Linked DNA regions of Homo sapiens: region 2 is linked to region 1. A link is an interaction called in ENCODE POLR2A ChIA-PET data of the cell type or tissue named here. Cell type or tissue: B cell. All regions are shown on one strand. Links, peaks and the distances in the headings refer to the core of each region. The heading gives the core; the rest is flanking DNA.

What was found. Peaks named below come from ENCODE experiments on the same cell type or tissue, not always from the same donor. Only the 100,000 strongest peaks of a DNase experiment are listed, where the experiment ranks them.
Region 2: POLR2A ChIA-PET joins it to region 1 with 5 read pairs; 7 of 35 experiments call an interaction of 5 or more read pairs at or near these places.

Annotation. Positions count from the first base shown.
Region 1 is chr19:17,674,813-17,685,653 of GRCh38, reverse strand. It overlaps UNC13A (unc-13 homolog A), which reads left to right. Exons shown (of 44, transcript NM_001080421.3): 2 at 9,613-9,642. Among named protein-coding and RNA genes, the nearest start is that of UNC13A, 8.1 kb to the left of the region's middle. RefSeq lists an enhancer at 8,502-8,571. In B cell, for the core only: no CTCF peak of the experiment used is centred there; DNase peaks (open chromatin) are centred at 3,903 and 5,283; H3K4me3 peaks cover 1,026 bases; H3K27me3 peaks cover 2,307 bases.
Region 2 is chr19:17,839,937-17,843,936 of GRCh38, reverse strand. JAK3 (Janus kinase 3) reads left to right here. Exons shown (of 24, transcript NM_000215.4): 3 at 37-160; 4 at 446-557; 5 at 765-910; 6 at 1,327-1,621; 7 at 2,175-2,297; 8 at 2,391-2,548; 9 at 3,596-3,707. Among named protein-coding and RNA genes, the nearest start is that of JAK3, 6.0 kb to the left of the region's middle. RefSeq lists silencers at 1,656-1,745, 1,638-1,874. In B cell, for the core only: no CTCF peak of the experiment used is centred there; a DNase peak (open chromatin) is centred at 1,726.

The DNA.
Region 1 (10,841 bases), core at 2,787-6,786:
GCATACACGTGTATATAGGACACAGTCTGCCGCTACAGATATAGTCCCAGCAACACACGTGTGAGTGTGTGTGTCTGCCAGCACGCATATAGATGTATCCACGTGTCTGATGAATGCTCACAATATACATGTCACATAAAGATCCACCCATGTCCAGCCGAGCGCGGTGGCTCAGGCCTGTAATCTCATCACTTTGACTTTGGGAGGCCAAGGTGGGCAGATCACTTGAGGTCAGGAGTTCAAGACCAGCCTGGCCAACATGGTGAAACTTTGTCACTGCTAAAAAATAAAAAAAATTAGCCAGGTGTGGTGGCGCGCACCTGTAGTCTCAGCTACTCGGGAGGCTGAGGAAGGAGAATCACTTGAATAGGGGAGGTGGAGGTTGCAGTGAGCTGAGATCCTGCCACTGTACTCCAGCCTGGGCAACACAGTGAGACTCTGTCTCAAAAAAAAAGATTCACTCATGTCCTAACACTCAGACATGTACCCATACATATCTGTTAAGGTCCCCAACCCCATGAAGCACATATATATTCATATAAGCACATGTCAAAGCCATGTGTGTATGCACATGACAACACTTGCCTGGACATTCAAAGCAGCCCCTTTCAACAAGTGGATGATGATGCATACAAGTAAATACACATTTGAGTATTTCATTGCACACAAGTGCATACATGTATGCAGATAAACAAATACAGCTGCCACAGAACTGCATCCATGTACACATGCAAACATCAATATGTGTGTTTTCCACCTAACATATCACCCACAAGCTCACACACACCAGTGTGTCTCTGATGTAGTGACACCCCACTCCTAGACACACATGTGCAGACTCCCACCTGCACTTAAATGGTGCACATACTCTGCACACATGCACACTCATATCCATGTAGAGGCAGGCACCTGCCTGCCCTGGTAAGATGAGCCAACTACTGCTGCAAATACCCAAGCAAGTACAGGCAAATGCAAGCTCTTGTGTATACACCCAGCACCAACACATAGCAGACCACCCTGTATGGTGTATGGGCCTTATCTCTGCCCGCTTCATTTATTTATTCATGTGGTGCCCCGCTGCTTCCCAACATCGTAATCCACTGACTAGGTCTTGGCAGGATCCTGAGGCTGTGAATGGTAAATGCCACCTGGTTCCTTCATGAAGTCACTTATTTTATTTATGCAACAAGCATTAATTGAGCACCTACTGTATACCAGGCACTGTTCCTGGCTCTGGGACCCAGCCCTATTCCTAGCCATCACTCCTGCACGTCCCATGGGGTTAGAATGAAAGAGATGAGGGAGGGCTAAGGGAGCTGAGGAGTGGGGTATCCAGGGCTCTCTTCCTCTGGGAAGCCTACCCTGATTCCACCACCACCATTTACTTGAGTCTCAGAAGATGTGATGAGGGGGAGATGAGCAGGAGGGAGATGGTGCTCTGGGTGGAGGGAACAGCATGAGCAAAAGCATGGTGGTGTGAAGGGTTACTTCCAGATCTTCCTATGTGCCTCACAGCATTTTGCACAGGCCACTTGATGTTTTGTTTTGTTTTGAGACAGAGTCTCACTCAAAGCCTGTTACTCAGGCTGCAGTGCAGTGGCATGATCTCAGCTTGCTGCAGCCTTGACCTCCAGGGCTCAAGTGATCCTCCTGCCTCAGCCTCCCAAGTAGCTGGGAGTATAGGCATGCACCACCACACCCGGCTGACTTTTTTCTTTTTAATTTTTTGCAGAAGCAGGGTTTTGCCCTGCTGCCCAGGCTGGTCTTGAACTCCTGGGCTCAAGTGATTCACCCTCCTCAGCCTCCCAAAGTGCTAGGATTACAGGTGTGAGCCACCACGCCCAACTGATGTTTTAAAGGCTCTATAAACATGTTATGAATAAATGACATGAACAAATCAGTGAATTTAGGTGAGGGTGGGTTTGCTTCACAACTTACAATAATATCAACAACAAACCCCATTTATCCAGCTTTTTTGTTTGTTTGTTTGTTTTTTGAGACACGGTCTCACTCTGTCACCCGGACTGCAGTGTAGTGGTGTGATCTCGGTTCACTGAAACCTCCACCTTCCAAGTTCAAGCGATTTTCCTGCCTCAGCCTCCCGAGTAGCTGGGATTACAGGCACGTGCTACCACACCTAGCTAGTTTTTGTATTTTTAGTAGAGATGGGGTTTCTCATCTCTACTAAAAATACAAATACATCTCTAGTGGCCAGGCTGGTCTTGAACTCCTGACTTCAAGTGATCCTCTTGCCTCGGCCTCCCAATGTACTGAGATTACAGGCTCGAGCCACCGTGCCCAGCCCAGCATTTCATAGGCATGATGTTAAGGATTTTTATGCCCATGCCCTCTTTAACTCTTACAGTAGCCCCATTGTACAGATGAGGAAAACTGAGGCTCAGGGAGCTTTAACAACTTGCCTGGTGGAACAGAGCCAGAGGTGGAGCTGACTGACTCTAGAGCCTACTGGGGTTGGCAGAAGTTTGAGCCTTCTCTCAGACCCCAGGACCTCGGAGACAGCCAAGTCCCTTCTGTGGAGTGATGTTCTGCCCTGGGATTGCCTTCTTCTTTCTATTTATTTATTTATTGGAGACAGAGTCTGGCTCTGTTGCCCAAGCTGGAGTGCAGTGGCACAATTTCAGTTCACTGTAACCTCCTCCTCCCGGGTTCAAGCAATTCTCCTGCCTCAGCCTCCTGAGTAGCTGAGATTACAGATGCACACCATCATGCCCAGCTAATTTTTTGTATTTTTAGTGGAGATGGGGTTTCACCATGCTAGCCAGGCTGGCCTCGAACTCCTGACCACCAAGTGATCTACCTGCTTTGGCCTCCCAAAGTGCTGGGATTACAGGCATGAGCCACTGTGCCCAGCCAGGATTGCTTTCTTCTCTCATGCATCTAGTAAACAGACATGTCACAATCTCTCCATTCATCGGGGCTATTCCCCTGCTCCTTGCCTAAGAAGCCTTCACACATCCCTCCGTTCCTGGCTACTCAGTCCCTGATACCCTCCAGCTAGGAGGAGCTGCATCTAGGTCTTAGCTCCTACCGTTCTCATGGGATGCCCTCCAGAGTTGCATCTTCAGGGCTGCAGCCTAACCCTTTCCCTAACCTGGCCTCACTTTTCTTCCACATACAATGGACCTCTTCTGCAAGGTGCCAATAAGGGCATCCTGGGTCCAGCAGGCCTGAGTGTGAATTGCTAAGTCCACCACTTCCTGGCAAGTCTCACATCCTCTGCATTCCTTGGTGTGCTCATCTGTGGAATGGGCACAGGAGTAGCATCCACCATCTACGTTTGCCAGAACTCTCTAATGAGGCTTGCAGAGCCCCTGGCATGACTCCTGGCCTACGGGAAGGCCCAATAATCGTGAGCAAAAGACATGAAAAATCAATGATGGGCCGGCCCCGGTGGCTCACGCCTGTAATCCCAGCACTTTGGGAGGCCTAGGCGGGCAGATCTCCTGAGCTCAGGAGTTCAAGACCACCCTGGGCAACATGGTGAAACCCTGTCTTTACTAAAATACAAAAAAATTAGCTGGGTATGGTGGCGCGCGCCTGTAGTCCCAGCTACTCAGGGGGCTGAGGCACGAGAATCGCTTAAGCCCCGAAGGCGGAGGTTGCAGTGAGCCGAGGTCGCGCCACTGCACTCCAGCTTGGGCTACAGAGTGAGACTCCGTCAAAAAAAAAAAAAAAAAAAAATCAATGATGATGTTTTTATTAATGGAGACTAAAAGCTTTCTGGAAGGCGGTTCTGAGTGCAGGACATTTCTGAGAGTCCACTGCATTCTGGGGCCCGAGGAGCGCTCCAAGAGGGGTCCCCCAGGGCCACTCCAGGAGGGAGCCTAGTTCGTTGAGGGTACACGGGTGGGACCGAGCATTCAGCACCGTGGACAGCGCCTGCCCGCGCCTCTGGGGGACAGCTCTTAGCTCAGCCTCCCAGGATTAATGGAGGAGGTGACGTCATTCCTTCCGTGAATTACTATTTAATGAGCACCTACTATAGGCTAGGCCTACTTCTAAGTGGTTCATGGTAAACAACACACACACAAATCCCTTATTCCCGAAGCTCTCTGGAACTCCAGGTTCTTGGTGTTTTTTACACTGAAGGCTCAGTCTGGCTCTGGTCTATTTGTGTCAACGGAGGATAAGGGTCCTCATTTAGTGTCTCCCAGATGCGAAACCAGCACAGCTGAGGTCTTTTATCCTAAAGCCCATCCATCTCCCGCTGAAATGCCCTCCACCAACATCACACACAAAACGATCAAATCTCCTATAATCTATTTCTGGATTCTCTATGCTTCCTCCCTTCCCCCAAGCTAATCCTGGGGCGGGTGGGCTTTCAGAAGCCCTAGACGGCTGGATCTCCACCTCCTGTCTCCCCACCCCATCCCACGTGGCAGGTCAGGGAGCCAGTGCCCCAAGACTGCAGTCCCCCCTAATTAGAATCCAGGGTCAGTCAGCCATGTGGTTCACGCCTGTAATTCCAACACTTTGGGAGGCCGAGGGGATGGCTTGAGCCTTGAAGCCAGCCATAGCAACATAGCAAGACCCCATCTCTACAAAAAAAAAAAAAAAAAAAAAGGAATAGCCAAGCATGGTGATGCGCACCTGCAGTCTCAGCTACTCGAGAGGCTGAGTGGGGAGGATCGCTTGAACCTGGGAGATCGAGGCTGCAGTGAGCCATGATCACACCACTGCCCTCCAGCCTGGAGCCTGGGCAACAGAGAGAGACCCTGTCAAAAAAAAAAAAAAAAAAAAAAAGAAAAGAAAAGAAAAAAAAAGAAGAAGAAGAAGAGAAAAGAAAGAAAAAGAAAAGAATCCAGGGTATTCAAATCCTAGAATCCAGGCCAGGGACACCTTTAGAACACAACCAAATAATAAAAACAGTAAAGATATCAGTAATAATAATAATAGTATAAATGACACTATAATCATTCTGCAGAAGGGGTGAGGGAGGAAGAGGAGGGAAGAAGAGGAGGAGAAAGGAGAGGGAAGGGAGATCAGCCACTCCGTCTCCCCATTTTCCAGATGCAGAAACGGAGGCGCGAAGCCAGGCTGCAGGGGTGTCCCGCAGCCTGAACTCCTGCCTCAGCCTCCCCGGGTACGGCCACTACATTCATCAGTCAGCGCTTCTGGGGGCCCCAAAGACCTTTGAGGCCGCATGACGCGGTGTCTTCACCCGCTCGTCGCTGGGGACAGCAGTGGGCACCCCCCTCATCCCCGCCCCCCTGTCCGCCGGCGCGCCTCCCACGCCCTCCGCGCGCCCACGCTATAAATAGCCTCATGCGTGTGACCCGAAGCCCGCTGGGGAAGGGTGGCGCTTCCGCCCCGCTGACCCTGATACAGCAACCCGGCGCAGGCGGGGAGGTGGCGGGATGTGACGACGAAGACGGTGACTCAGGGACCATTTACTGACCGGGGAAGACAGGGAGAGAGACTGGGTTCCTTCTCTGAGCCCCCTTCCTCCTCCAAGCCTCTCCCCCGATACCACCCTCCCCTCTGCGCCCATCCCCCTTCCCGAATCCCCTCCCTCACCGCGAACACCCTTCCCTCCTGAGAACCCCCTCGCCACTCTCGGCCCCCTTTCCTGTCCCCTTTTCCCTCTGAGACCCCTCTCCCACTGGGAGCCCCAGTGATGAAAAATCATGGATGTCCTCAACCTGGACCTCGGCAGGGAGCTAAGTGCAGGAGCCTGGCTTCAGCTATCAGAGGGTACAGCCCTCCAGCCGGTCCCCCACTGCCTGAGGACCCCAACGGAGACCATTCCCCTCTAGCCAAGAGAGGCTGCAGGAAGGAGCTGAGGCTTAGGGAAGAGGAGCCGGACTGACCAAGGGAGGGGCACAAGAAGGGCAGAGACAGTGAGAGAGAGAAGGAGAGAACAGAGACCAAAAGAAGACGACCAGAGTGGAGAGAAATAGAACGGGGAGGAGGGAGATGAGAGACAGGGATTGGGAAAGAGAGAGAGAGAACAGATCAAGGAGCTACTGGGCTCCCCGCTGAGCCTAAATCCATGGTTTATAAAACAGGGCACAGTTGGAGGAGCTTCAAGTGAGCCCAGCCCAGTCTAGACCCCAGTGAGCCCCTTGTATCACCCCCCAGAGCCTGTCACTTTCCCACCCCCATATGCATCCCTACTTTTCTCCCCCAACTGCCTCTCCTCTCCCCAGTGTCTCCTCCACCTGCCTGCCCTCCCTAGTGGAAATCTTTCCCCCTCTCTCTTTTATTATTATTATTATTATTATATATTTTTTGAGACAGAGTCTTGCTCTGTCGCCCAGGCTGGAGTGCAATGGCGTGATCTTGGCTCACTGCAACCTCCGCCTCCTGGGTTCAAGCGATTCTCCTGCCTCAGCCTCCCGAGTAGCTGGGACTACAGGCGTGCACCATCATGCCCGGCTAATTTTTGTATTTTTAATAGAGATGGGGTTTTACCATGTTGCCCAGGCTGGTCTCGAACTCCTGACCTCATGTGATCCACCTGCCTCGGCCTCAAAGTGCTGGGATTACAGATGTGGGCTACCACGCCCAGCCTCTCTCCCTTTTAAATTATTATTTTTAGACATGGGATCTTACTACATTGCCCAGGCTGGTCTTGAACTCCTGGGCTCAAGGGATCCTCCTGCCTTAGCCTTCCTAGTAGCTGGGATTACAGGCATGTGCCTCTATGCCTGGTACTCTCGCTGTCTCCTTGTGTCTCTCTATTTCTCTCCATCTGTCCAGACTCTCCTCTCTTGCTTTCATGCCCATCATTTCTTCCTCTCTCCTCTCCCTTCCTCTCCCTGTATGAGTCCCTCCAGCTGTGGGTGCCTTTCTCAGCCTCTGTCAGCATCCCCTCCACCCCCGATCCCGTCACATTCTACCTCTTGCCCCTTCCCCTGCCCACCCCCTTCACAGAGAGTCCCCACGCCTGCAGGCTGGACCTCCTCCAGGAGCCAGGCCCAAAGCTCCTGCTGGGCACATTCCTGAGTGTTCCTGAGCCTCTTTCAGTCCCAGGGGTGAGGTGCTGGGTGGGTGCGCTCCCTGGGGGCTGGGTGGGGCTGAGGATGTGAGCGAACAAACCAGACCTAGAAAAAAAAAAGACAGAGATGGAAGCAGAGATGAAGGCCCAGAGAGAGGGGTTCACTTGCCCAGGGTCACACAGCTCAGGAATCTGAACCTGGCTCAAACCAGCATTCACTTCTCTCAAGGCCCACCCAAGGGCTGCAGTGCAGTGGCACAATCTCAGCTCACTGCAACCTCTGCCTTCCAGGTTAAAGGGATTCTCCTGCCTCAGCCTCCCGAGTAGCTGGGATTAGAGGTGCGTGCCACCACACCCGGCTAATTTTTGTTATTTTAGGAGAGACGAGGTTTCCCCATGTTGTTCAGGCTGGTCTCGAACTCCTGACGTCAAGTGATCCACCTGCCTCGGCCTCCCAAAGTGCTGGGATTACAGGCATGAGCCACCGCGCCTGGCCAGGAACAGTCTTTACTGACATGTGTTTAGGGCCATCGCACTTCCCCCGCTCTTCACGGGAATTCTCTCTTCACTGGCTCCACTCAGGTGCCTTTTGTGAGACAGAAATTCAAGCGATGAGGACAGAGATACAAACCCGGGATGGGAGGCTGTGACATCTGCCCATAGAAACACAATTCTGTTTCTAGGAATTTATCCTTCAACTCGCTAGTACACGCTCTTCAAGACATACTGAAAAAACATGAAGGATTAGAACAGTGGGTGTCGAATGCTACCATTTGTCTTGGAAATCAAGCAAAACGAACGTGGGTATGGTTGCCGACGCATGGACCATCTCCAGTGGAACAAGGAACTGCCAACGTTGATTGCATTTGGGAGGGAGATGAAGGGCTGGGATGGAAAGAGCTTTATTCTCAGTGCCTCATCTTTTGGTTGTTTTGGATTTTACAACATGTGCATGCATTGCCTACACAAACAAAGACACTAATTTGAAAAGGAAAAGGGGAGAAGAAAAGAGGGAGGAAAGAAAAGGGGCCGGTGTGGCAGCTCACACCTGTCATCCCAGCACCTTGGGAGGCCAAGGCGGATGGATCACCTGAGATCAGGAGTTTGAGACCAGCCTGGCCGACATATACTGAAACCCTGTCTCTACTAAAAAATACAAAAATTAGCTGGGCATGGTGGCGCACGCCTGTAGTCCCAGCTACTTGGGAAGCTGAGGCAGGAGAATTGCTTGAATCTGGGAGGTAGAAGTTGCGGTGAGCTGAGATGGCACCACTGCACTCCAGCCTGGGCAATAGAGCAAGACTCCGTCCCTAAAAAAAAAAAGAAAAAAAAAAAGAAAAGAAAGAAAGGAAAGGGAGGGAAGAGCTCAGTGTGGGAGAAGATTGGGGGTGGGAGTAGAGAATTAATGGAGGAAAAAGATGTGGGGGACAAAAGCAAGGTGTGAGAGGTGTTGGCAATGGAAACTGAATACCTGTTGAGAAGAGCCAGGAGGGGGCGACATGGCTTTGAATCTCTTGGGGCTGTGAGATTATGTGAAATGTGAGAAGACTGGACCTCAGTGGGGTGCCTGACATATATTCAGGTTACACCTCCCACAAGCAGGTGGGGCTGGACAATCTCTGTCAACCCTCCAGCCAGGACCCAAGTGTCTCCCTGTACATTACTTTTGGTTGTTGTTGAGACAAGAATCTCACTCTGCTGCCCAGGCTGGAGTGCAGTGGCATGATCTTGGCTCACTGCAATCTCTGCCTCCTGGGTTCAAGTGATTCTCCTACCTCAGCCTCCCAAGTAGCTGAGACTATAGGCGCCTGCCACCACACCTGGCAAATTTTTGTATTTTTAGTAGAGACAAGGATTCACCATGTTGGCCAGGCTGGTCTTGAACTCCTGACCTCAGGTGATCCACCTGCTTCAGCCACCTAAAGTGCTGGGGTTATAGGTGTGAGCCACCGTGCCTCGCCCTCCACATGCATTTTGAGAGCCAGCTCTCTGGGTTGCTTTGTCCCAACTCACCCAGCCTTCTTTGAGGCTTCCCCAAACCCTGGGAGCATTTGACATTGCAGACTGAGCTGGACAATCAAGGGAGAGGTCTTGCTGACCTGTCGGGGCTGGTGGAGTCATCAGAGATTGTCTTTATCCTCGCCTTCTTCTTCTCCACCTCCTCAACTTCCCCTCTTCTTCTGGGGCAATCCTGGAGGGCTTCTTGTAGGAGGCCTCTCCCACCATCTGCCCAGCTCTTTCTTTCTAATCTTGTTCAATTGTGGGTAAAGGCACAGCTAGTTGGGAGCTTGGGGAGTTTGATGGGGACAGGGGATGCAGGGAGAGGGAGGGGCAGGGAATGCTCTCAGGGTCCAAATTTCCTTCCATTCTAGGGTTGCCTGTGCTCATCTGTCTGATGGCTTCTCTCTCTCCCTCTCATCCCTGCCTCCTCTTTCCTACCTCTCCTCCTCCCCTTGTCTCTGTCTCTGACATTGCTTCTATCTTTCTTTTTTAACATCTGTCTCTTTTGCTTTTTATCTTTGCCTGTCTCTCCTCTGTGTCTCTCTCCTTATGTCTCCATCTTGGTGTGTCTCTGAATCTCTCCGTATCTCTGCCTCCTCCTCCCCACATCTCTCCCCACCTCCCTTCCCTATCTCTGTCTCTCTCCACAGTCAAAAAAGCCAAGTTTGATGGTGCCCAAGGTAAGTGGCTTCTCTTGCTGTCCTGTCCCGTGTTGTCTGTCTGTCTGTCTGTCTCTTGGAGAGACTGGGAGGGGGTCCCAGCCCAGACTTAGAGTTGGGCTTTATGTCTTCTGAGCATCAGGAGAGGGGTCAGAAGATTAAATAGGGGGAGGGGCAGCCATTGGCCTGGGGTCCCTGCAGTTTGTATGGGGGTCCCCGGGTCTCCCCAGCCATCCTTGGAGAGTCTGTAAGGGGTGGGGCTTGCCCTGAGCCAGTGGCTCTTCCCAGGGTCCTAAGAGGTAGAATGGGGACTCTTAGATGGGGCTACAGGTGGGAAAAATGAGGCTCAGAGAGGCGAAAGGAGTTTCTTTCTTTTCTTCTTCTTCTTTTTTTTTTTTTTTTGAGACAGAGTCTCCTTCTGTTGCCCAGGCTGGAGTGCAGTGGCGTGATCTCGGCTCACTGCAACCTCTGCCTCTGGGTTCAAGCAATTCTCCTGCCTCAGCCTCCCAAGTAGCTGGGATTACAGGCGCCCTCTACCACGCCCGGCTAATTTTTTTATTTTTAGTAGAGATGGGGTTTCGCCATGTTGGCCAGGCTGGTCTCAAACTTCTGACCTTAAATGATCCGCCCGCCTCGGCCTCCCAAAGTGCTAGGATTGCAGGCGTGAGCTACCGTGCCCTGCCTTTTTATTATTATTATTTTTATTTAAAATTTTTATTTTTTGAGGCTGGAGTGCCGTGGTGCAATCATGTTTTACTACAGCCTCAACCTCCCAGGCTCAAGCAATCCTCCCACCTCAGCCTTCCAAGTAGCTGGGACCACAGGCGTGCACCACTGCACCCAGCTAATTATTTTTTTGTATTTTTTAGTAGAGATAGGGTTTTGCCAAGTTGCCCAGGCTGGTCTTGAACTGCTGGGCTCAAGCAATCCTCCCCCCTTGACCTCCCAAAGTGCTGGCATTATAGGCGCGAGCCACTGCACCCAGCCTGCAAAGGGGGTTTCTTACAGTCAATTTTGTTCCCCTTTTCTGGGACCTCAGTCTTTTTAGCTGAAAACCAATGGCATGGTCATTTCGAAGCAGCTGGATGAAGTATCCCAAAATTCCACGTCTCCCCACACTGAGGCCCCTCCCTTGTGCCCTGAGGGTGGGGTTGTGGGTTAGGGGGTGAGTGGCCCAGAAATTCCTGAGGGGATCACAGCAGATGGTCTAGAGCTTGGGA
Region 2 (4,000 bases), core at 1-4,000, 160 kb before region 1:
GACTCAGGAGGGAGCTGATGGGACCATCCCCTGTAGGCATCCTGCCTGTGTACCACTCCCTCTTTGCTCTGGCCACGGAGGACCTGTCCTGCTGGTTCCCCCCGAGCCACATCTTCTCCGTGGAGGATGCCAGCACCCAAGTCCTGCTGTACAGGATTCGGTAGGAAGTGCCCCCCAGCCCCCAGGGATTGTACAATTTTATCATCTCCTTGCATTTCGAGGTGCCCACACCCCTGCCCCAGGGAGGTATGGTCACTACCCATTTCTCAGATGAGGAAACAGACCAGAGAGGGTGGGTCACTTGCCCAAGGTCACACAGCAAGTTAAAGGTACAAGCTGGGCTCTGTGAGGCCTCCGCAGAATCTGTCCCTCGCCCCCACCATAATGTCACTCCTACTGAGGCTGGGTTGCACTTTCATCCCAGGGTTCTCTCCTCTCCTCACAGCTTTTACTTCCCCAATTGGTTTGGGCTGGAGAAGTGCCACCGCTTCGGGCTACGCAAGGATTTGGCCAGTGCTATCCTTGACCTGCCAGTCCTGGAGCACCTCTTTGCCCAGGTGGGGTTCTGCCTGGGGTTTGACCCAGGGGGTTGGGGGTCCAAGGGGCAACATGAGGACTGGCATGCAATCAGGTGGGGCCTCGTCTGACCCTCCCTGTGGCAGTCCAGGGGTGGGGGTCAGCCCAGGATTGGGGGGGTCTGCAGGTTAACAACAGGGCTTGAAGTTGGGTGGCCTCAGCTGATGCTCCCTGTGGCGGCCCCCCAGCACCGCAGTGACCTGGTGAGTGGGCGCCTCCCCGTGGGCCTCAGTCTCAAGGAGCAGGGTGAGTGTCTCAGCCTGGCCGTGTTGGACCTGGCCCGGATGGCGCGAGAGCAGGCCCAGCGGCCGGGAGAGCTGCTGAAGACTGTCAGGTGAGAGCCACCAGGCTGTGGGGACGGCCTCTGCTTGGGAGTGAGCAACGTGGGCTCCATCGGGGCTTTGCCGGGCTCCCACCATGGAGTTCTCCTGCAAGCTTTCAGGGTGTTCCTATGACCCAGGGCCTCCCACGAACCCAGCCCTCTCCACCCCCAGGCTCCAGCTGGACAGACACCTGACCTCCCCCAGCTAAAAGGCCTGTGGGGTCCCTGTCCGACCTGTGGGCGCCAATGGCCCTCCCCTACTCTGAGGTCCGGTCCTCATACCTGACCCTGAATGAGAGTCTGTGTGTGCCTGGTGCCCCAACTAGGGCCGCACCCCAGCCCCTGGGCTAAAGCCTGGGTTTGTGTGTGTCCCCGCGGGGACCCCTCCCGACGCTGAGGGCCGGCTCCCTCCCCTCCAACCCCTGCAGCTACAAGGCCTGCCTACCCCCAAGCCTGCGCGACCTGATCCAGGGCCTGAGCTTCGTGACGCGGAGGCGTATTCGGAGGACGGTGCGCAGAGCCCTGCGCCGCGTGGCCGCCTGCCAGGCAGACCGGCACTCGCTCATGGCCAAGTACATCATGGACCTGGAGCGGCTGGATCCAGCCGGGGCCGCCGAGACCTTCCACGTGGGCCTCCCTGGGGCCCTTGGTGGCCACGACGGGCTGGGGCTGCTCCGCGTGGCTGGTGACGGCGGCATCGCCTGGACCCAGGGAGAACAGGAGGTGAGGGCGGACTCCCCCGCTGGGCGGGGCCAACGTGGGGGCGGGGCTCGGGGAGGGGCCGGAGAGTGGTAGGGGATGTGGGGCGGAGCCAAAACGAAAGACTTGGGGAAGTGGGCGAGGCTTAATGAGGGGCGGGGCTTAGTGAGGGAGGAGACTGCGGGAATGGGAGGGGCAAACTGAGTGAAGGGTTGGGCTGAGCGACCCGGGAATGAAAATGGGAGGGGTTGAGGAGTGGGTGGGTGGGCGCTGGAACGAGGCAAGACTAAGAGGCAGAGTGAGGCTCCGAGAGCTGGGAGGCTGCGAAGCGGGGCAGGGATCAAGGGGCGGGGTCCGGCAGAGAGAAGGAGGCGGGGATTGGCAGAGCGGGTGGGAGATGTTTGGGGATGGGTAGGGGAGGTGTTGAGAGGTTGGAGTTGATAGGAGGGGGCGCGGCTTGGAAGGGTTGAATGGCAAAGGGATAGGGAGTGGATGGTGTGGCTTGGGGGTGGGTTCATGGGCGTGGTTTGGCGGGGTCCAGCTGGGCCCCCACTTCGGTACTCCCCCTCCTTCCCAGGTCCTCCAGCCCTTCTGCGACTTTCCAGAAATCGTAGACATTAGCATCAAGCAGGCCCCGCGCGTTGGCCCGGCCGGAGAGCACCGCCTGGTCACTGTTACCAGGACAGACAACCAGATTTTAGTGGGTGCAGGATTCCCCTCCCCTTCAGCCTTACCCCGAGGGCGGGACCGGCACCCTCGGGTTTCACTGGGCTCTGACGCTTGTCCCTCGCAGGAGGCCGAGTTCCCAGGGCTGCCCGAGGCTCTGTCGTTCGTGGCGCTCGTGGACGGCTACTTCCGGCTGACCACGGACTCCCAGCACTTCTTCTGCAAGGAGGTGGCACCGCCGAGGCTGCTGGAGGAAGTGGCCGAGCAGTGCCACGGCCCCATCACGTAAGGACCTGTCCCCCATTCCCGGCCTCTGTGGCCACTCAGGGCCCCTCCCCTTCTCTATGCCTCAGTGTCCTCACCTTCCAGGAGCCCTGGACAGGGGTCAAGTTTTCAAACCACACCTGCCGCACAGTCAGCGCTCAGTGAAGCTGAAGTATTCCTTCTGCTTCACAGGGCGACCACTACTCTCTCTCTCTCTGACCCCAGGGCCATTTCCTGGAGATGGACAAGTCGCCCACCTTCACCTACAGCCTCTTGTTTAATCTCCCAGGAAGGGCCAGGCATAGTGGGGCACACCTGCAATCGCAGCGCTTTGAGGGGCCAAGGCAGGAGGATTGTTTGAACTCAGGAGTTGGAGACAAGTCTAGGCAACAGGAGAGACCCCATCTCTACAAAAAAAGAAAAAAAAATAGCTGGGTGTGGTGGTTGACCTGTAGTCCCAGCGACTCCGGAGGCTGAGGCAGGAGGATCACTTGAGCCCAGGAGTTGGAGGCTGCAGTGAGCTGAGATTGCACTCCAGCCTGGGCAACCAAGCAAGACCCTGTCTCTATTAAAACAAACAAACAAACAAACAATCTCCCAGAAGAGGCCAAGACTTACGGCTGATTTTCTTTTTTCTTTTTTTTTTTGAGACGGAGTCTGGCTCTGTCGCCCAGGCTGGAGTGCAGTGGCACGATCTCGGCTCAATGCAACCTCTGCTTCCCAGGGTCACGCCATTCTCCTGCCTCAGCCTCCCGAGTAGCTGGGACTACAGGTGCTCGCCACCACGCCCGGCTATTTTTTTGTATTTTCAGTAGCGACGGGGTTTCACGGTGTTAGCCAGGATGGTGTTGATCTCCTGACCTCGTGATCCACCTGCCTCGGCCTCCCAAAATGCTGGGATTACAGGCGTGAGCCACGGCGCCTGGCCCATGGCTGATTTTATAAATGGGGGGAGGGTGTCACCTGGCAAGGATCCCAGGGCTACAGAGGTACCTGAATTTGAGCCCAGGTCTCTCTGTCTTCTTCTATCTCTGACTCCTCCCCATTCCCTCTCACCTTCCCCCACAGTCTGGACTTTGCCATCAACAAGCTCAAGACTGGGGGCTCACGTCCTGGCTCCTATGTTCTCCGCCGCAGCCCCCAGGACTTTGACAGCTTCCTCCTCACTGTCTGTGTCCAGGTCGGTCTACTGCTAGGGTGGGTAGTGGAGGGCTGCCTGGAGGAGGTGACGTTTGAATTGAGATTTAAAAGATCAGTCAGCATTTGGTTCCTGAAGAATAGGAGGGAAAAGACACCCCCGGTGAACAGAACAGCATATTCAAAGGTCTAAAGACTGGAATGAGTTCATGGTGCTTTAGGAGAAAGGACTGAGGCTGGGCACAGTGGCTTACGCCTGTAATCCCAGCACTTTGGGAGGCTGAGGTAGGCAGATCAAGAGATCAAGAGATCGAAACCATCCTGGCCAAAATGGTG